Regions from separate parts of the Homo sapiens genome. Here regions 2 and 3 are each linked to region 1. The links are chromatin contacts, found by Hi-C or POLR2A ChIA-PET in ENCODE. All regions are on one chromosome and are shown on one strand. The core of a region is the stretch at or near the end of the contact, and the rest is flanking DNA. Distances in the headings are between cores, read along the strand shown.

The links. Hi-C counts contacts between places; a loop is a spot of excess contacts on that map. ChIA-PET counts read pairs that join two places held with the same protein, here RNA polymerase II (POLR2A). Pooled maps may share reads with other maps.
Region 2: a loop to region 1 is called in a map of heart right ventricle, with 10 times the contacts of the local background. The contact joins the promoter of NDUFA5 here to the promoter of AASS in region 1. A Hi-C loop is called at or near these places in 3 of 168 maps with a recorded cell type or tissue (B cell, heart right ventricle and sigmoid colon) and 14 of 50 pooled maps.
Region 3: a map of ascending aorta shows a loop between it and region 1 (5-fold over the local background). The contact joins the promoter of ING3 here to the promoter of AASS in region 1. A Hi-C loop is called at or near these places in 1 of 168 maps with a recorded cell type or tissue (ascending aorta) and 12 of 50 pooled maps. POLR2A ChIA-PET finds 5 or more read pairs at or near these places in 2 of 52 experiments (AG04449 and AG04450).

Annotation. Positions count from the first base shown.
Region 1 is chr7:122,142,286-122,146,144 of GRCh38, forward strand. AASS (aminoadipate-semialdehyde synthase) reads right to left here and starts at 1,964. Exons shown (of 24, transcript NM_005763.4): 1 at 1,876-1,964. It overlaps LOC102724527 (a long non-coding RNA gene), which reads left to right and starts at 2,129. Exons shown (of 6, transcript XR_007060500.1): 1 at 2,129-2,211. RefSeq lists enhancers at 788-1,293, 2,295-2,344 and a silencer at 1,595-1,794.
Region 2 is chr7:123,555,557-123,559,415 of GRCh38, forward strand. It overlaps NDUFA5 (NADH:ubiquinone oxidoreductase subunit A5), which reads right to left and starts at 2,262. Exons shown (of 5, transcript NM_005000.5): 1 at 2,219-2,262; 2 at 1,848-1,892. The coding sequence starts at 2,239. RefSeq lists enhancers at 1,392-1,970, 1,535-2,734, 1,971-2,549, 2,290-2,339, 2,600-2,739.
Region 3 is chr7:120,948,882-120,952,740 of GRCh38, forward strand. It overlaps ING3 (inhibitor of growth family member 3), which reads left to right and starts at 1,896. Exons shown (of 12, transcript NM_019071.3): 1 at 1,896-2,043; 2 at 2,283-2,354. The coding sequence starts at 2,016. RefSeq lists an enhancer at 2,439-2,518.

The DNA of each region.
Region 1 (3,859 bases), core at 714-3,213:
AATTTTAAGAAAAGAAAAAGCCTCCAGGCTTGCCTACTCCTCAAAAGCGAGCACAACCACGCCGCTAACAGTAGACTCACATTTCTTTCCTCTGTCACACTGTAGTAAGACCTTCACGATGGCTCCATATTAATCCCCCACCCTTACATTATTTTGGAAAAAAAATAATTAGAGCCCAATAAGCCCTCTCTTCAACTTCAAACTTCAGGCATGCATGTTCAAGATAAATAAATTACCATTTTAATGTTGTATTTCATCAAATTTAAGACAATTTTTTTACACATTTTAGCATCAGTGAAATAGGGATGCATCTTACAATAGATGACACCTTAGATCAGATGAATGTGGTAATAATGTTTTGGGGTTATTTTCCATTCCAAATGTTTGTTTCCATGATTTCATGAATTGCATAGAATCTTTTGTAGCCTTCCCAAGAAAACTTACCACTGTTTGTAATGTTATTTCTATGAGAAAATTAATAAAAGAATATATGAAAAAAATGAAAATGTTTTGTTAAATGGTGGCTTCTTAAACACCAAAGATCATTTCCAAAATTCCGAACCAAGGTCTGTTAAACGACTAGTGAGAAAAAAAATTCAATGACAAATAAACCAAAGTTCTGATCACGCCATCATCAATAACAAGTGAAACTGATAACAAATATGATTATCTGAAGAGTGGGAAAATGATTCAGGTAAATTGGCTTCAATTTTTGTCCACCTAACTCATTTTGCAGAATGGCCACCAGGTTACACAGTCAAGTCATGTAGCCCTAGATTCACTCATCTTCATGGGAAAAAAAGAAGAGGGGAGTGCAGGGGACAAAACAGACAAACCCAGAAACACCAAAGTGCCATCAGTGTTTTGGGATTTTTTTTAATACAGTATTGGAAAGCCGCAGCTTCAGTCAAGGACCATTCCGTCCTGTGTATAACTACATCTCACAGCTGCACCTTCCCCACTGATAACCCACAACATCAAAAAATGTTAATCCTTGTTCAAGTTACTGAACTAATTCATTCTCTCTCGCGCTCGAGCGCTCTTTCTCTCTCTCTCTTCCGCTCCCCCCACCCCCATTCCCCTGAAATCAATGTCTGAAAAGCACATTTCTTCTTCTGAAGCTGTCAGGATAGACAGACATTCAGCCCCATTCAACCGAGGAGGGTGGGTAAACTGCTTCTCCCCGCGCCCCGTCCCGCGCGAGCGCTCACAATGGGCTGCATAGTCCCGCAGGGGCTGAAGAGTTCAGGAAACCCAGACTTGCAAGGCGCCCAACTTCCACCCATCTCCGATCCTTGCTGGAGAATGGGTCTGTGTCTCGGAGAGTGGGCAGCCCAAGATGGACAAGGAGAGAAGTTTGTGATCAGTTTGGCTAAGCTGGGCGTGGGGAGGGAAGGGGGAAAGAACCACCCCGAAATCTCCATCCACCGCCCCCTCAGCCAGCCGTCCCCTCTAAGCACGCCGTCCACAAATTAACAAGCCGTTGTTTCCTCAGCTTCATCAGTTCTTTATTCCCCAGCCACAGCACCACCACTGTCCGCCAAAAAAGAAAGAAAAGAAATCCGAATTGCAATCCCTCGCCTTTCTACTTAGAAATGCTGGAGCTGCGCTGACCGCTCTCCCTCCCTTCCTCGCAGTGAAACTCTCTGCGTTTCCGCTCTCCCTCCATTCCTCGCAGGGAGGCCCGAATGCTCGCCGCCTTCTCCCTCTCTCGGCCCGGCCGGGGTCGCCTCGCGGCGCCGGGACCCGAAGGCCAGGCTCGCGGGCCCCTCCCAGCGACAGCCCGAGCCCGGCCCGCTATCTCCACCGCATCTCACAGGCTGAGCCCACCCGCGCGTCTGCTCAGCTCTCCGCGGGGACCTCTCCTCTCCTCACCTCGTCCGCTCTGGGGCGCCGACTTGTCCCCCGCCGCCTCGAATCTTCCGAGTCGCTGCAGGGGAGGCTCCGAATTCCTAGAAGAAACTGGGATGGAAGGCCGGGAAGTAGGAGGTGTTTGCTCAACTTCTGAGGACGTCACGCCTCTGCCTCCCGTAGCCAATCAGCAGCCGCCCTGAGGGAACAACCTTCTCATCTGCCAATCGGCGGCGCTGCCAGTTGCTACGTCATGCCCGGCCCCTGCTCCTCCCCAAGATCCTTCTGTCTCTGATCTCTGATCTCTGACCTGCGTTCTTAGCTGGGACGTCGAGTTCTCCCAGGATAATTATCGACCAGGTTTGTAACTGTCCGTGGCAGAAGGCGGGCGGGGACGGAAAGCAACGAAAATAGTCTGGGCATTACGCTCTAAATAGAGGTGCACATCTCCTGGGGAAAAGTTGCGAGCGCCGGTACCTCACGTTTGTTTAGCTATAGACACTTTTCAAAGCATTTCACCGCCTTGTCACAACCCTGTGAAGCCAGATAACAGTTCTTACAACAGTTTTAGAAGCCAGCAAGCGGAGAATCTGAGAAATTAAAACTGAGTGTGTTCATGTGCATATGGCAATGTCCAATGTTATTGAAAAGTCCTAACTACCTAGGAGGCCTGGAGGGAGGGGGAAAACGTATTTCATAGACACTAGCCCCAGCACTAGGAACTGAAGAATCGTCTGAAGCCCAGCTGTGATTCCCCAAGGCGTCAACGGTCAGAAGTTAATCTTCCCTCCTGTTTTTACAACTTTCTCCACCACTTACTCTTCTTATACCTGCCATAGATGTATTTAGCTACTGAACTCCTATGTCAACAATCTATAGCCAGAACGTTCTTGAGACTCCACTCATATCTCCAATTGCAGAGAAAATTATTTATTTATTTATTTGTGGTAGACATGGGGTCTCGCTGTGTTGACCAGGACACTGGTCTGGAACTCCTAGCCTCAAGCTATCCTCCCACCTCGTCCTCCCAAAGCACTGGGATTACAGGTGTTAGCCACTGTGCCCAACCCCAAATTAGAATTTTATCTGTAAGTAGAGTTGGAATTTTCTTCTGTATCTTCAGCTTCACATTTCCAAAATCGGATCCCTTATCATTCTTGGAAAGTCTTCCAAAGGCTGTGTAGTGGTTCACACCTGTAATCTCAGCACTTTGGGAGACTGAGGCTGGAGAATCACTTGAGCCCAGGAGTTTAAGACTAACCTGGGCAACGTAGCAAGACCTGTGTCTACTAAAAATAAAAATAATAAAAATAAATAAAATTTTAAAAAGCCAGGTGTAGTGGCACATACCTGTGGTCCCAACTACTTAGGAGGCTAAGGTGGAAGGATCACTTGAGCCGCAGGATGTTGAGGCTGCAGTGAGCCATGATCATGCCACTGCACTGTAGTCTGGGTGACAGAGTAAGACCCTGTCTCAAAAAATAAAATAAAATAAAGCCTTCCCTTTTGTGCTCACCAGCTCTGTTACTAATATCACTGCCTTCCTACTCACCACCTATCCAGACTTAAAAAGCCACGGTCACTTCAGTTCTTCCTCTGGCCCCTCAGCCTTACCCTTGGTGTTGACACTGTCCTTTAAAAACCCCACTACTATCACCCTACTTCAAACCCCTTTTTATATATAACGTAGACCATATTTTTTTAAGCATACAACTCCAATTGTCTCATTGGCCTAAGCAAAAAGCCTCAGAGACTACCCAGTACTTGTGGAACATTAGCCCAACGTTCTTCACATAATGTTAGTTGCTTCAGATGTGGCCAAAATCAATGACCTTGGCTTTATTTCTGCAGCAGAACCAGCCTGAAACCACCACTGAAACACAATTTATGCCTTGCTATCTTCCTAAGGATTAAGCATCTGGGTAAGAATGTAAGAATCCTTACTCTTCTCCTTTGAGTTGTAAATCATGGGCAAGTTACTTAGTTTTCAAAAAAAGCCTGTGCTCCA
Region 2 (3,859 bases), core at 1,012-3,511, 1.4 Mb after region 1:
AATACAGCCCACAGAGGAAGAAATATATTTAGAAGGGAAAAACCATGAGTTCAGTTCTTTACATCAATGACAATAAAGTTATTATGAAATCATAGGAAGTGCAAGACACTCATTCAACTAACACTATTTACTGAGCACATACTATGTGACAGAGTTCTAGCAGTGAAACAATTACAAATCCCTGCCTTCATGAAACCTACATTCTAGTAGAGACATAACAAAATAAATCAGTAGAATAGTGAACCAGAGGGTCACAGTAAGAAACTTGTCTTTATTTAGAGTGAAATGGAAAGCCATTAGTTTTAAGGAAAGGAGAGATCTGACCTACCTCATATTTTAACAGACTAACTCTAGTAGCCTGGCTGGAAAAAAAGACCAAATGGAGGCTGTGACAAGCATTGAGAGGCAGTTAAGAAGTGAATGCAATTATCCACATCAGTGATGATGGTGACTGAGGAAGAGGGTAGTAGCAGAGGAGGTAGTGAGATGTTGTCAAAATCAAGATATATTTTGAAGGTGGAACCTAGAGGGTTTACTGAAATAACAAATGTGGAGTGTAAGAGAAAGGAAGGAATCAAAGATGATTTCAAGTTTCTGACCTGAGTCAAAATAATTGAGCTGCCATTAATTGAGATGAGCAAGACTGAGAGAAGAGCAGGTTTTAGGCAGAAGATCAGGAACCCCATTTTGGACATGTTAAGTTTGGGTTGCCTGTCTGACACATACAAATAGAGATGCCCACTAAGCAATTAAATATTCAGGACTTTTATAAAGGAAGAGGTCAGTGCTTTACATGGAAATCTGTTGTCAGTGTATAGGTGGTATTTAAAACCGTTCTCTATTTGGATTTGCTCTCTCTTGGTGACAGAGTACAGGTCCAAAAGAAAAGGTCCAAGAACTAAATCCTGACTAACTCAAATTTTAAAAGTGGGCATAAGAGAAATAACCAGAAAAAGAGAAAGCCAAAGAGTAGGGGGAAAAAATCAGGAGACTGGGGGAGTCCTGAAGCCCAGTAAAGAAAGCGCATGATGGAAAAAGTGTCAAATGTGTCAAAAAAAAAAAAACGCTGCTATTAGGTCAATGAAGGTGAGAAACATAAGCTGACCATTGGATTTGGCAACATGGAGATAACTGGTGAACTTGAAAAGAGCGTGATGGAAAAAGTGTCAAATGTGTCAAAAAACGCTGCTATTAGGTCAATGAAGGTGAGAAATATGAGCTGACCATTGGATTTGGCAGCATGGAGATAATTGGTGAACTTGAAAAACGCCAAGGGTGACTGAGTGCATTCAAGGGTGAATAAGAAAGAAATTGGAGAAAATAGAGATAACTCTTTTGAGTTATCTGTAAAGTGAAGCAAAGAAATGGTGTGATTATAGAAGGGACAAGAAGAATAAAAAAATTTTGTGGGTTTTTTTGATGAAAACATTCGTGAATACAGATGGAAAAGACCTAACAGAAGGAAAAGGGGGCAGTACCTTTAGTAAGCCTAAATATATGTAATCCAACGCACCTAAGCAGAAACGGTAAGGCAAGGAGAAAAGATGGAAAACGGAGATATAAATTTGAGATGGCGCTGACAGAAGCAAGCACAAGTGAAGCCATGAAAATGTCAAGGAAAAAGTCAACAAGAAAACTGGCTTAATAAAGAGGTCATGGCAAAAATAAATAAAAATGTGACATCGGATCAACGAAGTAGGTGGACAGCGCCCGTGTCTCAAGAGCTCACGCGGCTTGTAATTAAGGGCTTGAAACATCTGTATCCCGTTAACCCTGCAATAAGCAAAGTGACAGGAATTTAGTCTTCCTTGGGAATTCAAGAACGAAGAAAGAACAAAGGTACATACCTCGTGAGGAGTATTGCACACAGCCAATCCCACAAGGCCAGTGGTCTGTTCAAAAACAAAACACGATTCATGCTGTTTACTACGGTTTCCATACATCCAGCACGCTAAGGAAATACAAAACCACGAATCCCCCGGCTAAAACTGGTCTAAAGCCAGCTACTGGTCTCTCAGTCTCGCTTGTTTGGAGCTTTTTTCCTGACTCTCGGAGCGGAACCACTAACCTGCCCTACCCGGTAAGGCATGCAGAACGAGTCCCCGAAAAGCACCGCCGAGCCCGCGACAGTAGGGGTCAACACCCGCGGGAAGTAGGGCTATCGGACTGAGTCTACCCCCACAGTCTAAATTCCAACAGTGACCTCCATTCGTCTCACCTTCTTCAGCACACCCGCCATGACAGCGCCAACGACTCGGTGACGCACAACCCTTTGGGAACAATTCTCAGACCTGCTCAATCGACCACCGAGGTCGCCACTCTGTCACCCTGGAAACAGCTTAGCTCCACCCCTTCAGGATCGCCAAAGGAGCAAAGACTCTGCCCCGCCCATCTTAAAAGAGAAAAATTGACGCATGCGCGATGGGCATACAAGCCTAAAGCTAAGCTAGAAGACGATTGGGGAAAGAAAGGGTTTCCCAGCTGTCTGTTCCTGTTCCTGCCACTGCTGACGGCTTGCCCAAAGATTGAGGGAAACACTCCCAACTACCAAAAAACTCCAGTCGCTGTAGGAACCTGCACTGTGCTTAACCGTTGATGCATTCCTCAACCTTCCTTTCTCAGTTTAGTAAAATGAAAGTGATAACGGAGCTTGAGCATCCTCTGAATTGATCTCTCAACAGCAAGTTAGTTCTTCGCACAAGGATATCAGTATTCTCTGTGTCTTACGAACCAAAGCCCTATGGAGTGTGAGGTCATTTTCCATCGCTCTTTTCGATTTCACTGGCTGAAATACATCATCTTATTTCCAGATGAAATGATATCAGACCATACCACTTTTTCCTACCTCCACAAACACTGACCACTCACTATGTGTCAGTTACTGGGACATAATTTCTAAAATGGGATTTCACATCCTGGAATTCAAAGAATAATGAAGAAGGCGTGTATTAATAAATAATTTGGTAACTGTTCTAAAAGAAGTTGATGCAAAGTGTGATGGTACCAGGGAAAAGGAAATAACTAAAAAGCGTGGGTGACTTTCTAAAAAGTCAGTAGGAGAAAAGAACAAATTGAGAAAACACAAGTACAAAGGAAAAGAGGTTAAAAATGTATATATAAATTCCAGGTGATTTTATGTGATTGGAAAGGTGGGTTTGATTGTTAAGGTAAACTGGTTAAGATTATGAAAGGTGTTGTTTGCCATTATACAAAATTTGAATTTTACTTTTTAAGGAATGGGAACAATGAGAAGACTTTTAAGCTTCTAAGTGACACCATCAAATTTATGTTTCAGATATACAAACAACTTAGGCAACAGTTGAAGAGAATGAGTTGGAAGAGATGAGGCCTTTCATTAGAGGCATGAGACTAGAAAAAATGAAAGCTAAACCAAAAGCAAACAGAAGAAAGGAAATATTAAAGATTAGAAAAGAAGGAGACAGAATATCAATAAAGAAAATCAATGAAACCAGGAATTGGTTCCCTAAAAGGATCAACAAAATTGGCAAACCTTTAGTGAAACTAAGAAAAAAAAGAGAGAAGATTTAATACAAGCAAGAATAAAAGAACCATCACTAATAGCCTTGCTGAAATAAACAGGAATAAGAAGGAATACTATGAACAACTATGCTTAAAAAAGATAAAGTAGATAAAATGGCCAGATTCCTAGAAAAACACAAACTACCTAAATCAACTCAAGAAGGCATAAAGAAAAATCTGACTAGATCTAACATAATTAAAGAAATTGAATTAGCAAGAAAAAAAAAAAAACCTATCCAGAAGGAAAAGCACAGGTCCAGATGGCTTCGCTGGTAAATTCCACTGAACAATTAAAGAATAACACTTAAGAAACTATTCC
Region 3 (3,859 bases), core at 646-3,145, 1.2 Mb before region 1:
GACAAGCAAATTCTAATGCTCTCCATGAAAACTCAATTTCAACTCCAGCTCAAAGAATCCTTATGCTTGTAATCCCAGAAACAGGAATTCAGAGTCCAAAATCGCAACCCAACAGGAAAAAGCCACCATGAGTAAAAGTGCCCATTTCTGAAGAAATAGCACTAAAAGGCCCATAAATGTTTCAATATTAGGTTTAACAGAAACAAGATACAGACTAAATAATTTGTATAAGAAATTATAAGATGTCTTGAAAAGAGAACCGAATAGAACTTCCAAACCTGAAAAATTATGAAAATTCTAAAATAAAACATATAAAAGAAAGATTAAGATAAATAAGAGAATAAAGAGAGAAAGTCTTAATGGAAAAAATGAGAAATAAGCAATACTGAAAAGACAAACGCTGAGAATTTTCTAGAATTGTTGCAGGGCACCAATCCTGAAATTCAGGAATCCCCTCAAATCCTAAGCATAATTTTAAAATTTTAAGGAAAGAAAAGGGAATAAGGAAGGAATTCAGACTTAGATCACTACAAAACTGCAAAAAGATGTCAAAGAGATGTTAAAAGCAGCCAGAAGAAGGAAGGATGGGAAACGAAGAAAGGAGGAAAAAAAGAAGGGAGAAAAAGATCGAAAGTACTTGATTTTCGATGGAAGTAATGAAAAACTTAACTAGAAACTATAAAATTCTAATTCTTATTAGGATCGAAGTAAGGTTCCGTTGAGATTCATCATGATTCATCATTCACGACAGGAAAGTTTCCTGCTTAAGAGCAGTGAAAACCTTGAGTACAAGAGTATGTAATGGAGAAGGAAAGCAAGAAACACACACACACAGTTTCAACTGCAATTTGAAAAACAGAAAATGAACAATAAATTATGAACTAATGACAATTTCCCCAGAAAATCGAAAAGTTAAGAAGAGTGGAAAATAACAATATCTAGCATTTATTGAGTGCAAGAGTTTTTAATAAAAAACAATTTAAAAAGAAACTGAGTAGGGACGTACTAAATATATCACAGGAAAACATTTGCTGGGAGAGGTCGAAAAGTAGAAACTAAAGAACGCCGAAGACAACCAACCTCGAATATGGACTATTTACTCAACATAAAGTTACTGCTATTAACAGCCTATTAGAAATCAAGGCTGCATCCGTAATTCATGGCTGCTCACTGTGATGATGAAGATTATTATTATTATTATTTGCGGATGCAGATTGTATGTATAGATCAATTACATTAGAATGACGATTAGATGGACCGCAAACTAGAATATATAAGTGGCTACTGACACTATTTGTGCATCTTTTAATCTGGGAAATGTATATTCACTCCATAGTCTCAGTATAAACTATTTTAAAATTACACGTAAGCCAACCAGGTGTCTCTTTTATATTTTAGAGTGAATAATGAGGATAAATTCCAGTAGAGAGTTCTATTTTAAGCAATCCAAATTCCCCGAACTTTGCTGATTATTCTAGTGTTTAGAACCTTTGCTATTTGCCTGGCACTTCTTGAAACCCATAACTCACAAACGCCGGGGCATGGAATCACATCAAAGAACAGGTGAAAAGTTGTTCCTAGTTGTGTTATGCAGGTGCATACAACTCCCGCCATTCTCTGTGCAAAAATCAACAAATAAACAGAGGCACCGCATTTCGGATTCTGTTACGCACTGTTTGCAATGGCGCCCGGTATTCGTAGTTTCTGCGAGGGGAGCCGCCAGCGCGCCAACCCTCGCTGAGGAGGAAGAAAACTACATTTCCCACAGAGGCACGGGGGCGAACACCGGCCGGGCTACGTCATTGCTTGAACCAACCAATAGCAGCTCCGGGCGGCAGTGAGGCAAGCGCCTCAGGCGCCAAAGTGGTTTTTTTTTTTTTCTTTTTTTTTTTTTGCCGGAGTCGAGCGGGTGCTGCTAGCGGAGGCGCCATATTGGAGGGGACAAAACTCCGGCGACAGCGAGTGACACAAATAAACCCCTGGACCCCCTTGTTCCCTCAGCTCTAAGGGCCGCGATGTTGTACCTAGAAGACTATCTGGAAAGTGAGTGCGCGGCGCTGGCGGCGGCCGCCAGTGGGACGTGCGGGCGGGCAAGAGCGCGAGTGGACGGGCAGCGAGATGGCGGGAGGGAGGGGGCGGCGGGGGATGTTTCTTTCTCACGGTAACTGGCAGCCTCGTTGTGGGCTGCCGGCCCCCTCGACCCCCCTGACGCACGCGCGCAGTGACGTAAGCGCGTATTTCGCCGTTGGCCCCGCCCCTCTGACGGACTCTCCCTTTGACAGTGATTGAGCAGCTTCCTATGGATCTGCGGGACCGCTTCACGGAAATGCGCGAGATGGACCTGCAGGTGCAGAGTAAGTCGGCGCGTCTACTACTCCTGTTCGCTGCGCGCGTTCAGTGCCAGACTTGCTTGTCATCACTGCTAGCGCCTAGTGCTCTTTCACTGTCCTCTGGCTCACTCCGCTAGTGCATAAGGAGTTGTCAAAAAGAACTGGCAGCCCTGAATCTCGCCTTCCCCTTCCCTCCCATGCTACTTTTTTCTGGCTTTTGCAAGAGCAGGAGGCATTGGGACACGTGTATTCCTTTCTAGAATGTGGGATTGTGCAAAAAATATTTCTCTACCGTCATTGACATAGTTATCTATGTTTCAATGGACGTCAGCATAATAAATGTTGAGATGTCGTCTTGAGCCTTTTCGTATCGAACTTAGATTTCAGCATTTATACTTATTTTAAAGTTCATCCTATTCACAGTTTTTCAAGAGTGGAAAGCACAGAAGCAGAGGTTATATATAGCTCTTTAGAGACCATGGCAAATGTCAAATTTTGAAAACTTAGTTACACATTAGATACATTTTAAATTGTAACAGAATCGTCATTTTCTTGGTTAAAATGAGTGACAGAAATTAGATTTCACTGTAAAGTTTCTTATGTGCTGTACTAAAAATTTTAGCAGTTAATGAACATTTCTTTTTCTTTCAGTGATAGCTTGGTAGTCTCTAGGACTTTTTCCCCAAATTAACTTTGCTCTTTCATAGAGCAACGACTATAAATAGGTGGCTCAGGGACCACCTGCTGCAGCTAAGAACCTGTCCTTTTCACTGCTCCTGGCTTCTCTGCCCATGACCACACACCCACTTCTATACCCTTTGCTTATGAGTATATTTTTCCGGTAAGTTTCAGGTGGCACATAATAAAAAGTGGTGGCATGGAAGCCACTTTCTGTTCAGTGGATTGTGATATGAAGTATGAATTGTGTGTGTGGTTCTCCAGCTATCTCACAAATTCATTTTAATTTTAGTGTAGTTGAAATGCTGAAGATTTGCTGAAGTAGTGTTCTCTGCAGGACTGAGCACAGACATTGATGTCAGATCTGAGTTTGTTTTAGGGCTTTACTAATTTACTCATTGACTCTGACTGTATTATCACTTGTGAGGGGCTTACATTGTCTATAAAAAGAGAATCATCCAAGGATTTAAAATGTTACACATGGATTAGAATTTCTAGTATCTGATACAAAGTAGGCATTAAATAAAGGGTAACTTACTTTAAATTATTTTTATATTTTATTGTTTAAAATTTTAAATTCTCTTGTAATTTGGGCTTACATTATACATATTACAGGCTTTTTAAACGTGCATTTCTTTACAGTAACTAGAATTTTCTAAAGTTAATAGGTATTATGGATTAACAGAACTGTGTGCCAAATAAATTCAGAAATGCTTATTTAAACAAAGGAACATACTTCTAAAAAATTAACCATAGGACTTCATAGAGTCTTTAAAAGGCTATTGTGGACTGGAAATCTCCAAAAGAAGTATATTATGAAAAGATTTTTCTCAACTTACATAACAACAGAA